Linked DNA regions of Mus musculus: region 2 is linked to region 1. Evidence: chromatin contacts called from ENCODE POLR2A ChIA-PET data. All regions are on one chromosome and are shown on one strand. The core of a region is the stretch at or near the end of the contact, and the rest is flanking DNA. Distances in the headings are between cores, read along the strand shown. Region 1 holds the start of Ifrd1 (interferon-related developmental regulator 1). Region 2 overlaps Dock4 (dedicator of cytokinesis 4).

Region 1 (6,794 bases), core at 2,953-5,452:
GAATGACAGAAGGCCAGTGCCGGGGAAGCAGGGTTACAAACATGTTGAGTCTGGGTTACTCTGCAAAATCTAGGCCTTTCCGGGCTGTAAAGCAAGACCCTGTGTTAAACAACAGGATTTTATCTTTTCCAACATTCTAATAAGTGGAGAGAGAAAACTGAATTGAGAGGCACTGAGAGGCACTTTGGTTGAATACGTTAGTCTGAGTGGTACGGGTTGGGGTGGGGAGCATGGCTGCTCCTTTTGGAGGGAGAGTGGGAAGATTTCTTCTGGGAGGCGTCATTTCAGCTGAGATCTGAAGGGCAGCTGTGGGCAGCTCAGGATGATTACAGCAGGCAGACAGGAGCTATTATTGCACAAGGCTTAAGCAGAGAATCCAGTTTGTGGCTTTAAGTCGGTAAAGATGACCAATAGGGCTGAATTACAGGGGGCTGGAGTGATGGGCAGTTGTATGTCATTCCTGTGTGAGGCCCAAGTCATAAGCCCTGTGAGCCTGAAGAGATGGTTTCGTGTTTAGGAGTGCTTGCTTGTTCTTACAGAGGACCAGAGTTCAGTTTCCAGCACCCATGTCTGGCAGCTCGTAACTTAGTAATCTGACAACCTCTTCTGGTCTCTTCAGGCACCCACAACATGTAAAACACACACACACACACACACACACACACACACAAAGAAAGAAAGAAAGAAAATAAAAATAAAATCTGTTTTTTAAGAGCTAGATCCCGGGCTGGAGAGATGGCTCAGCAGTTAAGAGCAGTGACTTCCAGAGGTCCTGTGTTCAATTCTTACAACCATCTATAACGGAGATCTGATGCTCTCTTCTGGTGTGTCTGAAGACAGTGACAGTGTACTCACATACATGAAATAACTAAATAAATAAACAAATCTAAAAAAAAAGAGCTAGATCCCACCATATGATGTTGGAGCAAGGAAACATTTCTACTTATTAGTATGCAAAGAATCTCAAGGAGCTATAATTAAAGCCATTCCAAAAAAAAAAAAAAAAAACCCTCTCATGTTTATGCTGTCAAGGAATATATGTGTGCTACATTTTGTAAAGTGTCCAACAGAGACCCCATGGAAGGTGAAAATTCTTTTCAAGTATGCACAATTCTGACTAAAATAACTTATTTTGTGCAACATTTGAGTAGTTTTTCTATTATGGCATTACCTATCACACAGGAGGTTTTATGAAAGCATATGTCACCATGACTAAGAGATAAGAGGCAGTGAATAATGTCCAGATGGCAAAAGATCTTAAACAGTAGAACATGGAGAACTTTGCCTCATGGTTTATAAGATGGACATTCCTCAGTTGCCTTCCTCCTATCTTTTATTTACACCCTCAGATTTGTCTGACATAGCACAGGCATTTGTCTTGTAAACTCCTGCAATCCGAAGTCATAGAATGTCACAATTTTTGCCAATAAAATGTAGATAGAAGTCGCTGGGATGGCTGTTCTTCGAGATAAAAAGGTAAAGCAAGCCTGGAGCTCTGGGAGAACTGGACCTCTTCCTAGGCCAGCTGTGTATAAGTACAAATCTATGTTCAGCTTGAGGTATCTAACGTTGGACAAGTATTATTATGTTGGGCATCTCATAGGCACTGCTCTGCTGGAGATGAACTCTGACCCCAAGGTCTATCTGTGTGGTTTTAATATCGTGATGCCCAAGGAAATTCAAGTTGGAAGTGGTCAAAAAAAAAAATCATATTTTTTTTCTAGCTTCGTTACTGAAATATTCTCTCTCTCTCTCTCTCTCTCTCTCTCTCTCTCTCTCTCCCTCCCCCACCCCCCGCCCCCCATCTATCTCGTGTGAACTATAGAAGGAGTTCAGTGGGCAGAATGAGGTTTTAGAGAAGAAATTCAGTCAAAACAACTGAAAACAGGCAGCAGGGGAAATCAGCAGAAGGTGCCCTCTGCTGGCTGGGTATCAGTCCTTGAGCATTTGGTGGTCCTAAGTGAAAACCTGGACCAGAGGATTCTGGGAAACGGATGACTGCCAGCTCATTAAGGTTCATTAAATCAAAGTTCAGCTGGACAACGTGGAACACAAGGTTAACACTTCTGCTATCTCTAAAAAGCTCACGCACACGGATGGTGATTTGTAATTTCTAGAGTTTAAGTTGTGAACATAAATTGCGAGCTTTTTTAATATTTATTTATTTGCCATAAGGAATAGAGAGATGATGCAAACAGGGATTTTTGTCTTGAGGAAGTGGATAATTTCATGACATGATAGAAGTGTTCACAAATGAATGTAAAAGAAGCACTGTATGATATGGTAGGCTCTGAACAGGCTGTCCAAGAAAAGCCCCTGTGTACACATGAGTGGATACAAAAAGAACACACCCATCGCAAACTCTGGTAAGGCATCATTTTCAAAGTCTAGACGCTATTACACCTGGGTGATGGGGTTCACAGAGTAGCAAGTTACTGTTCTGTATATCAACTTATCTTGAGAATTAAGCTTGTGGTTATAAGGTGTGTCAACATGTATAGCTCTTTGCCTCACCTACTGAGAACCCTCACTTCATGTCAGATTTCAGGTGTGCCTGTCCAGACACAAGGGACTCAGTGGGGGCCTGTGTCCATGTCTGCGTCCCAGTTTGGTAGCCATGCTCTGTGCAGTTTACTTGTTCTTCAAGAGAACACAGAGTAAAGCAAACCTTGAACGTTGCTCTTCCAATCGAATCTTTGTGAACAGTCCATCTGTGATCGATCTGTAGGAACAGAGAGTGGCAGCAGAGCGTTACCAAGTCAAAGACTTGTGAGGACGAAGCTTCGTGAAGGTGATAGTGTTTGAGCTGGTCTTGATAGACAGAGATAATTCTTAAGATGAAGATGGGGGGTGGGTTAGGGCATTCATGAACAATGAAGTCAAAGTAACAAAAAGAGCCCTGTACTGGAAACGAAGACCAGTTGAGTTCAGGAGAAGAACAAGATATCTAGAAAGCAGTGAGAGAGGCTAGGTTAGGAGGACTGGCAGTCTGTGAGGTTCTGGAACAACTATAAACATAGGTGGATTAGTCAAACAAGACACTTGAGTAAATAATCAGCCTTCCTGGGCATGAAACATTGAAATGGGTGACCTGGTATGAACTGAAGCTATGTATGGCTAGAGATCAAGATACAGCCCTGAGTTTCATTTTAAAATCAATTGCTGGGGGGGGGGCACTATGAACAAACTGAATAAATTACGGTGAATAAATTACAGAATATGGGGGAAGATAATATATTAACTATTAAGAATATGGCAGTAAAGAAAAGGAGAGAAAAATTTAAGTTGGCTTAAGGTACAAGAGGGACATTAAGACGGAGAAAGACTTACTATCATCACTTGAAATAGAATGAAGCCGAGGTGAGAGGTGGAGTGCAGAGTGAGTCACTTGCACGAGTCAGTGAGTTTGTTCTGTCATATGGACAGTATAGGAACCTACTAGCAGCTCCTGAAAACAGGACTGGGTGTTGCGACACGGAAAACAGATCAACGGGAGCACCTTGAGAAAATAAACCCCTTTGCGACTGTTGATATAACTCATGTATGTTTTGCCAGCTGCGAACTTCTCATAAACTCTTATCCCAAACTGACCTCCAAACTGGCAGGTGGAATCAAGGTCACATCTTTGTAAGAAAATCTGAGACTGAATCATCAGTCTCGTTATTTGAGATATTAGTCTAGAATATGAGGTCCACGAACAATACAAGTTGAAGTAGCTGAAAGCATACTTTTTTTGGAGGGTGGGGAGCCCACGTCCCTAAACCCACAGGAGGGTATGGTTGTGCTTGGACAGGGGCCTCATATTAGCAGGGGAAAGGTTGTTACACGTGATCTTACAAGCTGACGTTCATCAAGCTGCATAACTGCCGCATGGCTCATCGCGGTGACTACCCGGGTGAATTCCAGGGCGGACGCCTCGTTGGGACGAGGTCACGACGCAATCGGACTGGGAGGAGCCCGGAGAAGGCCGCGCCCTCTCGCTAACTACATCTCCCAAAGCTCCACGCGGCCCTAAGGCATAGCAGCCCAGGCACCGAGGGCAGACTGAGGCTCTGGGAATGGGAGTCCGAATGCAGGCACCGCCCCAGTGGACGCCGCGGTGGGGAGATCTGCAGCGATTGGCCAGCGAGCGATGGAGGCCCGCCCACGCATGGTGACGACAAGCCGCCGTCTGGCTACTTAAGGCGTCGTGGTCTGGCCACCCCGCCTTCGCTCCCGCGCTAGAGAGAAACATGTATCGTTTCCGCTCGCAGCTCTTCACGGGGATTTCTGCTGCTGCTGCTGCCGCTTCTCACCCGCGCCGCTCCTCGCCTCTCTTGTTAGCCCGAGACTCGCCTCTCAGCCGCCCGCCGCACAGACGCACGAGTAGACAGTGCAGCTCCATCGGCTGATCCTCGCTGAGCTCCAAGTGTAGGCGGCACCGGGCGGCCCACGATGCCGAAGAACAAGAAGCGGAACGCTCCCCACCGCGGTGGCGGGGGTGGCGGCGGCTCCGGGGCAGCGACGTCGGCGGCCACGGCAGGTGAGGGGTGTCCCCACGCCCGGGAGCCGGCTGGCCGGCCGAACGGGAGACCCCGGCCTGGGGCGCGGTGGGACTTGTAGTTCGGTCTTCGCTTCGGACGCCCAAGTCTGCATAGCGCGTGGTACGGCTGAACTGCAGTTCCCATCATGCCCTGGGACTCGCGCTTCTTGAGCTGGCACGCGGGAGCAGTGCTGGAGCTCCGGCCCTGGGGGCGGGGAGAACTGGGACCTTGGGCCGGAGGGAGAGTCAGAATAAGGGTGACCAGGACTTGGCGTTCTTCCTAGACGTCGCTGCCTGCTGTCCGGTTCTTTATCGAGCTAGAGATGGGGCGGAGCGCCGGTGGCTTGCCGCTGTTGCGCTGCCTGTGGCGCTCCCTCCAACATGGAGTTCTCGGGAGTGTCAAACGTCCAGCGGGCTTGGACCGGCTTTTGCGTCACGAGGCCTGAGCTTTGCGTGATGGGGCCAGGGTGACGCAGAGGCACGAGTGGCTTCCATCCCGCTGTTTTCCTGCGCGTCTCGCAGGTCCTCTAAGGCGGGGTAGAGGCGTCGGAAGCCATGGCCACCGCCCCACCCTTAGCGTGGCTTCCACTCCTAACCCGGTACCTGCAGAAACCGGGAGCCCCCGCAGCCCTTGTGCTGCCAGCCTAGCGACCGCGTTCTCCTTTGTGCTGCATTCTATAGGTTCCATGCAGTGATAAGAGGTGGTGAGAAGCCGAGGTTGCAATTGGCTGGAAAGTTAGGGATAAGTTTTTTTTTTTTTTCCTTCCATGCTAAGACAAAGCTTTTTCTGGATGGTTAATTGCTGAACTGAATGTACGATTCTCTTAACATATGGTTGAGAAGAAAAAAAAATGATTGCAGCCGAAGGTCCCTTCTACAAGACTGCACACAAGACATAAGTCGAGTAGTATTGAAATGGGTAGTCATCTCACTAAGTAATTGTTAAGATTATGGAGTTGAATATTGGAATGCCCCCAGTCGTTCCACACCAAGATAATAGCCATTAGGTATTTGTTGACCTAGCTACTACTCTTTGATCATTCGAATGATATTAGAAAAGTAAATGACCAGTTTTCATGTTAAATATTGGAGACTGGCAATGCAAAAGTTTTCCTCCAGGGTCTGGAGAGCTGAAAGCTCTTGATCATGTGTTAGGTGATAACTGGCTGGGTATGGACTATTACAAATAGAAATGTATCTTTAGATATTTTTTCCCTTTCTCCTGAATGCGTGGTGAAATTCATTGTGAAGTTATGAAATACTGTTCATGTAACCTAGTTGTGGTTGAATCAAGGCTCCTGCTACTTCTGTTTAAGCTTTCCCTCCTGAATAAATACCGGAGTTCTTTCATAAAGTCTTACTAGTCTTATTAAAGTTTTCATTTTAAAAAGATGAAAACAATGGAGAAACACTGACAATTTGGAAACAGATGTTAACAGAGGTCTCCACCTCACAGACACCCTTCCTTTCTGTAGTTTCCTGACAAGTATTGTTCTTTTCTTAGGACAGACACATTTTGCCTCAAGGTGTATTGACCTGCCCTCAGACTGCATCAGTGCTGTCTTTTAAATTCTTTTTCATAGAAAAGATACGAGTTTAAACACTGCATTTTAGCATATGTAATGTAAACACTTGAAGCATCTATAAAAGGAAAGTAATTGATTTGGTTGTTGAAACTGCAAGCTTTGATATTGTTACCATAAAAGCTACCTCTAGCAAGTGGGACTGGATGAGAATGCTTTTCTGTAATTTTCTACTTGAGCCACGTGTGTTTTACTTCCTAAATAGTTGAGTCCGAAAGGAAGTTAGCAAAAATTTTACTTAGAAACCACTTTTTCTATTGAAGTTTGGATGACAGGGAGAATAAATCTGATTTAAGTGAATCTCTAGGGTCTTGGATTTTTATTTATATTCTTTGTAAGTAATTGGAGAGTTGTAGGAAACCAAGAAAATTGATCTCACATGCATGGATAAGTTTACACAGCAGTGTTCTGATCTGAGGAGTGGATTTTCACGTTTTATGTTTTCTTTTTTGTTTTTCTCATTTTGTTTATTATGACAGTCTCAGTCTGTAGCCTGCTCTGGAATTCACTGTAGCATCAGCTGTTCTCAAACAAAGGCAGCTTCTTGTCTTAGACTTCTGATTGCTGGAATAGCAGACGTAAAGCCACAGATTTAGCAGGAAAGACAGGGTTTTTAAGGAAAAAAGTTTGTATAGTAAGACTCTGAGAAATAAGGAGGACTTCACATATGTAGAGTGCCTGCTCGTTAT
Region 2 (6,794 bases), core at 2,644-5,143, 610 kb before region 1:
ACATATGATGCTTTGACTAGAAGGGTATGGCCCCAAACAGCTCCAATGGCCTTTTTTTCTTTCCTTTCCGTTCTTTTTCTGCTGATAAGGCTTCATGTAGTCAAAGCTAGACTTGAGCTCCATACACGGCTGTGGATGGCCATGAATTCCTTAGTCTCCTGACACCTCCTAAGTGCTTAGGTTATGTGTCTGTGCTGCCACGCTTGGCTCTCAAATCCTTTCTAAACCTCCAAGTCCAGATGCCTTTCATCACTCAACTGCTTGATCTCATAAAATGCTCCTGGGGGAAAGTGCTAGGAGTCGTTGGGAGACACCTTCTGTCTTTGGCCTGAACAGGGAAGACCAAGGCCCTGCAGGCAGCCTAGAGCAGGCCTATAGGGATGTTCAGTAACCCTTCCCTTTCACCTCACCTCCCAACATTCCCAGTGCAGACAGAAAGCTTGTCCACATCAGTACAAAGGGAGATAAGCTTCCCATTTCTTCTCTAATGCCTGTCCATAGGCCTTCCCTCAGTCCGCTGGGTGGGGAATTTGAGATATCACCATCATGGCAAGAGTGACTTCTGCTTCTCTGGGGTTTTCAGGTCTGATGCCAGGGACCCAGCATGTGTGGCATGTGCTCTTTTGTGTGCTTACAGATCACGTCTTGTTTCTAGACTGTAACTGCATAGCATAAAAACAGCTTGTGACCCAGTCGACGGGGCGAGGCCAAGCCGTCCTTCCCACTTCCACACAGAGTGATTTTGGCGAATGTGAGCTCTGTCCCTCTGTGATTTCCTGCCACTCTTCCAGCCATCACACTGAGGTCTAGAACTCATAAAAACCTACCGAAAGGCTGAAAGGAAGAAAGACAGACAGTTGCACAGCCCCACAACACTGACCACAGATGATGACATCAGGACAGACCATGAAAGCAATCAGTACAGAAGGGACAGCAGCCCTACCAATCTATGTGGGAGGAGAAGGGTTGCCCAGCTGTGCTGAGCCCTAAGAGACCACAGAGGGTGGTCCATTATCACACTGCGGGGTTGGGAGGTCTCATCTACACAAGCCAGCTCCTACTTCTGTTCCCACACGTTGTGAGTGCTGACTAGGAAGAAAACCACATATGTACAGAGAAATCGGCCACATCTGCCACTACTGTCACTGAGGTCAAGGCCTCCTGTGTACTTGACTTGGTCTTAGACATGGTGCAGGCCTGGCACCTAGTGCTCTTTCTCCGAGCTATTTTTCTGGAAATGTACTTTCTATAAGCCTAAAATAGACCCACCAGCTTCTTTTTGTCTCAGACGCCCAGCTAGCACTGATAATATTTATTCCTTTGTAAGAACTATCAATCTTATTTTCCCTTAAAAATACCTTTCAAGTTCCCATATTCACGGGCACAACCAAGCCTTTAAATAACGAGACTGTCTGAATGTACATGGATCAGCAAAGAAATACAAATGATTTGGCTGATGGGCCCTCATTTCTACAATCAGACCGATATACTAATACCGATCAAGAGGATTAAATTCATCCCTCATTCTGACCCTGCAGAAACTATTCAAAGGATGAGAAGCTACGATGTAGCAAGTGACACCGAGTGCTCAGACTAGGGCACTCTGCTGAGGAAATGGTACCACATTTTCTTTGGTTCTTAGGCCGGCTATACCTGGAAAGCTCCAGCGATGTAGGAAAGTGCTGACAAGATCTGGTTACTGGAAAAGGCAGTCAGTTCAAGCTTCTCTTAAAACTGCTCCGCATGCAAGTCACCAAGCAAGTGGTGTATGTTCAGAGGGAAAGTTGGCCTTTTCCCAACAGAAGCTCATGAAAGCCAGCTCTGCTTCTGTCTGTGATTCTCTGGGGACCCAGGGCCAGGCTGGAAGTTTCCCAACCATTTTCAGCACTCAGATGTTAGTGAGCAGAAGCAGCCCACAAATGGCCTGGTAAAATGCTGGCCCCAGCCTCATTTCAGGAACATAATCTACTGGCTCAGAAGACCTGAGGCTAGACGTACGTTAGGATGTGCTTCGTGAGCCACAGTTACAAGAGATGCAGGTCCACGCTTTAGCCCTTTGAGCAACACCACTGCCGGAAACAGAGCTCTGAGAGCAGCAGATAACTCAAGGTGTCAGAGGCTCCTCAAAGCCACTGAGGGTTGGCTCTCGAGTCAGCTGAAACATTGATGTCATCGGGGAAGATTATAGAAAGCGGCCGAGTTAGCAGAGATCAGTGCAAGCGAAGGGCAGAGGCCAGTGGCCCATCAAGCAACAAGGGTTGAACATGGAGCCAGGAAGAAGATGGCATGCTCAAATTCTTCCGAGGGGCTTATTAGAAGGGACTGTTGTCTGACTGTATGGCAGAAGAACAGGGAAAGGAGGAGCCAACTAGAGGCAAATGATGTTGCTAGCAAACTGAAATGCTCAATATACTTATTATATGAAAGTGATTATTCAAATGCTTCAAATACCCACCAGTCTGTGTGGGCCTTGGAGGGACAGGGGGAGAGATAAGTTTCCCACTGTCCGACATGTTCTTGGCTTCTTTCCCACTGTCCAGGCTCCAGCTGCTAGGGGTGGGATTCACAGCTGGAAGGGAATAACACAGCTAAACACACAAGAGCCAGCTTTGCCTTTCAAATGCTTGAGATCTTAGGAGTCTGGCAGAATTATCCAGAACGTAGTCAAAAAGACCACAAAACCTTAAGCAGTAACCAAGCAGGACACTTCCCCAATATTAAACCTCTCTCTAATTGGTTACCTAACAGAGCTGACATTTAATTGAGTAACAGCAGGTCTCTTTATTTCCCTCAAGCTGTCAAACAGAACTGCAAATCTCTATGCCAGGGAGTAGCAACCTGCTGAGAATTCCAAATGTGTTTAGATGCTGAGAAATAGATGGAAAATATAGTCATCAGCCTATTTGTAGAAATGTCTGAACAAATGGCCATCTAAAGGAGGTGATGAGGCAAAGGGCACTCTCTTATTTCAACTGTGTGGCAGAAGTACCAAGGACAGGGTTGAGGGTGCCACACTGACCAGTCCTGTCAGGAAAGGATGAGTTCCAAATGGACAGATTACACTAAGTAAGTCCTGAGAAAACCACTTGGACTGCTGATAACGTCATTGTTACTTTGCAATCCATCTGCTCCAGGCATCACGGTGTAGGAATATAGACAGCTCTGCTAGGAAGCAGGGCAGGACACACAAGGTTATGAAACACTCCACAATGAAGTTTCTAATAGTAAAACCAGCGTTCCCGCTTGCTTCCCGTGCAGATACTGCCATCTGACGGACGCAGTGAGAATTGCCACGTTTTATTCCTCCAAGTTACTGCTTTGATTTAATGGGGTGGAAATATTTTAAACATTATTTTTTTTTCTCTATTTCTTTTATATTTGCTGGGTAGTTTTCTTTAGTAAAGTTGGTAAAAATAACAGCACATCCCTAGTTTCTCCTGGTGAAGATCAATGCTTGACTTACAACATTAAAGCTAATTCCATGCTTTAAAATAATTTTGGCTAGGCCCTCACTAATTTTCATCTCCCTTTGGGAAGTTTTAATGTTAATCTATCAGTGTACCAAAATGGTAATACAGCCTAGTTCTTAATGGGGGCAATTAAAGTGCACTTTACTGGGACATTTCATTAGTGAGTCTTGATTCATTAGCCTGCGAGACTGCTATTTTTGAGGCCTGACCCTGAGAGGCAAACGGGTGACTTTGCAAGTCCCTGCACCCACAGTGGAGGAAGCGACATTTAATCTGCTCTTCCTGGTCTGTGTGTTGCTAATTGGCTTCTTAGCTCTATGCATGCATTTGGTGTGTGCATCTTATTTGTGTGTGCTTGACCTTGAGGCGGGCCCCACTCCATTATGCGTCTGATCGCAATGCTTGCATGGCATTTAATGGTACAAGAGCCTGTGTGAGTGACCACCAACAACAGTTGAGCTGGCTGAATATGAGCTTTGTGAAGGAGACAATGGATGGGGTCTGTGGAATCAATCTGAGGAGTAGCTACTTTCATTGTGTGAACTAGTGGCTTAATTGGCAACTTTGCTTCAGGGAGAGCAGGCTTGGCCTGGGCTCGCTGAACAACAGAAAGCCATTACACAAAGGAGCTTCTAATTTGCTCAGAGCTTAGGAGTTTATGGAGAATGGATCATGATAAACTGCCTTTCACTAATTGCCTAAAGATCACACTCACCCTGATCATTAACAGTCTAGAGCTCTACCTGCCACACGGCACACAGAAGACTGGGGGAAATGAGGACACAACAAACCCTGACACATTCTAGGACCTACAAGGGGTGGATGACTGGTACCCACCTTTCTCAGGTGCAGAAAGGTTGGGGTCACTTCGAGGCAAGGCCCCATCTCCAATATGATTAAACAGCATCCTCTGGAAAGGGAGAAGAGTCCATTTTTATGATATAATATGCTGAGGTAGGATGCCTTTTAGAAAATGAGATGGTTATCTCCTTATGAAACTCTTTGCTCAAAACATTTTCTATATGGTATAATGAGCCTAGGAACAAATAATTAAACTCTATTTAAGGAGAAAAGGGGAAACAGAGTCTTAGGTTTTCTGAAAGAAACATAATAAGAAATGGTGTTTTACATTAAATATAAATGGTAAATAATTACTCATAATAAACATAGGGAAAATTAATAGTAAGAATTCGCTAGGTATGATGTTCTTTACAAGTGTATACTGCTAGACTGGCAGTATGACATGAATAAGAATGAAAGGAGAAATATTAATTTAAAAACCTACTATATAGACAAACTTATAGTTCAAATACTATAATAGACAAAAATGAGCTAATGAATATTCTATAATTTTAACCTACAAAATTACCAATATTACATAGCTCTACCTAACTCATGAAAAGAAAAAGTGGAAACCTACAGCATTATACATTATTATAATTTTGGTAACATATATACTGATTCAAATTTTACCCAAGACAGATAACTCAGGACTAATCAAGGAAGCCTTTCAGAGTTTCCCATGCTGGCACATGATCTCTTAGAGCAGATGAAACAAACTGAAATCCCCTTGCAATGCCAGTGACAACGGGAAATAAAATTGGTTAGCTGGTTCAGGCAAACGCACTCAGAAATCATTTCTGCAAGACATCAGTGCTGCGCAGAGGAGGTATCCTGGGCCTTTCGGGAAGATCACACAATCAGCAAAGATAAACCAATCAAGCCAAATCCCACTCGCTCTCATCCAATTCCAGATGCAGCTACAGACTTCTGCCAGGATGGTGTAGAAAAACAGAGAAATTAGCTGGAGCAGAAACAAGGAGTTTTCTCTGCTCTTAAAATTAGTCCCAAATAAACTGTGAAAAAAACTCAGGGATACAACACGAATCTTCAACTTCGTACCCACCCTCCAATGCACATACGTTGCCCCTGGACTGGGCCTGTGGCCCATGCTCACTCAGGTTTTTGAAAGCGAGGTTTGAGTGACCGGCGGAACCACATTCCCTAGCTCGTATGACATCTCCAGGACACAGCCCCTTTCCTGGTAATCCATGGAAGATCAATGGCAAAGGCAAACAGATTGCACCTACATTCTTGGGGAAAGGAGTCAGCTGCAGCTCTTCCCAATAGCTATGGACAAACAGGAAGGTCTGGGCAGAAGCAGGAGTCTTCCCCTAAATTCAGTTGTTCTTCCCTCCCCAGACTTCTACTCATACACATGCAAACACACACACAGATGGTTTATTCACTGGCTTTTCCTTGGAATGTTGTTGTAGCAGCCATGAACCAGGTTGAGATCAAGGGCCAGGCAGTCCCTCTCAGTTTCACTGTCAGGGCTGTGACCCAGATATCCCTCTAGAACAGTGGTTCTTTAATCTATGGATCCTGGCCCTATTGTGGGTCACATCAGATATCCTACTCAACCTGTGGGTACCATCAGATATCATGCATATCAGATATTTACATTATGATTCATAAAATTTACAAAATGACAGTTATGAAGGATTTATAACAGTAGCAAAATTACAGTTAGGAAATAGCAACACAGTAATTTTATGGTCGGGGGTCACCACAGCATGAGGGACTATACTCAAGGGTCACAGGATTAAGAAGAACCACCGCTCTAGAAGGATGAGTCAGATGGTGCTCCAAACAATGGGCAGAGACCAGAGGTGGACTGACAAGAGTCTTCTTCCAACTGGCCTTGTCACTGGTTGCTTTTGGCAGGCACTGTATGAGTCCAAAGAGATTCACACACAATCCCACACTCTCCCATTCTCTAGCCTCTGATTCCCCCACAGGAGAGTACCTGAGAAGGCTCCACGGGTGTTGGGTAAATGGCACTGCACGGTCTATCTCTTGGGGACAGGCAAGAGTTTTCTCTGGAATGTTTGTGTTTGTCAGACAACAAAGGCGAAGCTGGGAAGAGAAACAGACATTATCAGTGAGCTAGCCTGTGGGGCCTTAGTGAAAGCCAGAGTGGTGTGGCAGCTGCCTACAATATGGGCCACTGAAGCCACAGTTCCCAGGGCCTGGAAACATCTCAGGGCGCCAGACAGGACATCCCCAACTCGGCACTAACCTCTGGCACTCGACGGAGCAGAACTGGTCACATTAGGTGAAGCAGAGTGAGTGGAACTCAGGCTTGAGGTAGACGGACTGGGCTGGAAACACAGGGCACTACTGTCATACATGGCTAGGAGCTTTCATTCACGACATTTGAAGCAAGACACCAACATTCATTTCGTTTTCAAATTAGCAAAAAGAAAAACGGAAACCCCAAAGGCCACTTAGAAACAGAGCAAAGTCTTAGGGATTCAGACC

The links. ChIA-PET counts read pairs that join two places held with the same protein, here RNA polymerase II (POLR2A).
Region 2: POLR2A ChIA-PET joins it to region 1 with 24 read pairs in embryonic stem cell. The contact joins the enhancer-like site here to the promoter of Ifrd1 in region 1. POLR2A ChIA-PET finds 5 or more read pairs at or near these places in 4 of 5 experiments (Patski and embryonic stem cell).

Annotation. Positions count from the first base shown.
Region 1 is chr12:40,220,597-40,227,390 of GRCm38, reverse strand. Ifrd1 (interferon-related developmental regulator 1) reads left to right here and starts at 4,202. Exons shown (of 12, transcript NM_013562.2): 1 at 4,202-4,522. The coding sequence starts at 4,435. It overlaps Mir1938 (microRNA 1938), which reads left to right and starts at 4,580; the gene lies at 4,580-4,679. Gm7008 (predicted gene 7008) reads right to left here and starts at 4,027. Exons shown (of 3, transcript NR_045157.1): 1 at 3,838-4,027; 2 at 2,669-2,722.
Region 2 is chr12:40,834,216-40,841,009 of GRCm38, reverse strand. It overlaps Dock4 (dedicator of cytokinesis 4), which reads right to left. Exons shown (of 53, transcript NM_172803.2): 48 at 6,553-6,634; 49 at 6,280-6,389; 50 at 4,308-4,380; 51 at 2,456-2,569. Among named protein-coding and RNA genes, the nearest start is that of Immp2l, 190 kb to the left of the region's middle. Within about 2 kb of position 3,893, at least 1 of the 3 ENCODE cell types and tissues checked has a DNase peak (open chromatin) inside an H3K27ac peak, as active enhancers do.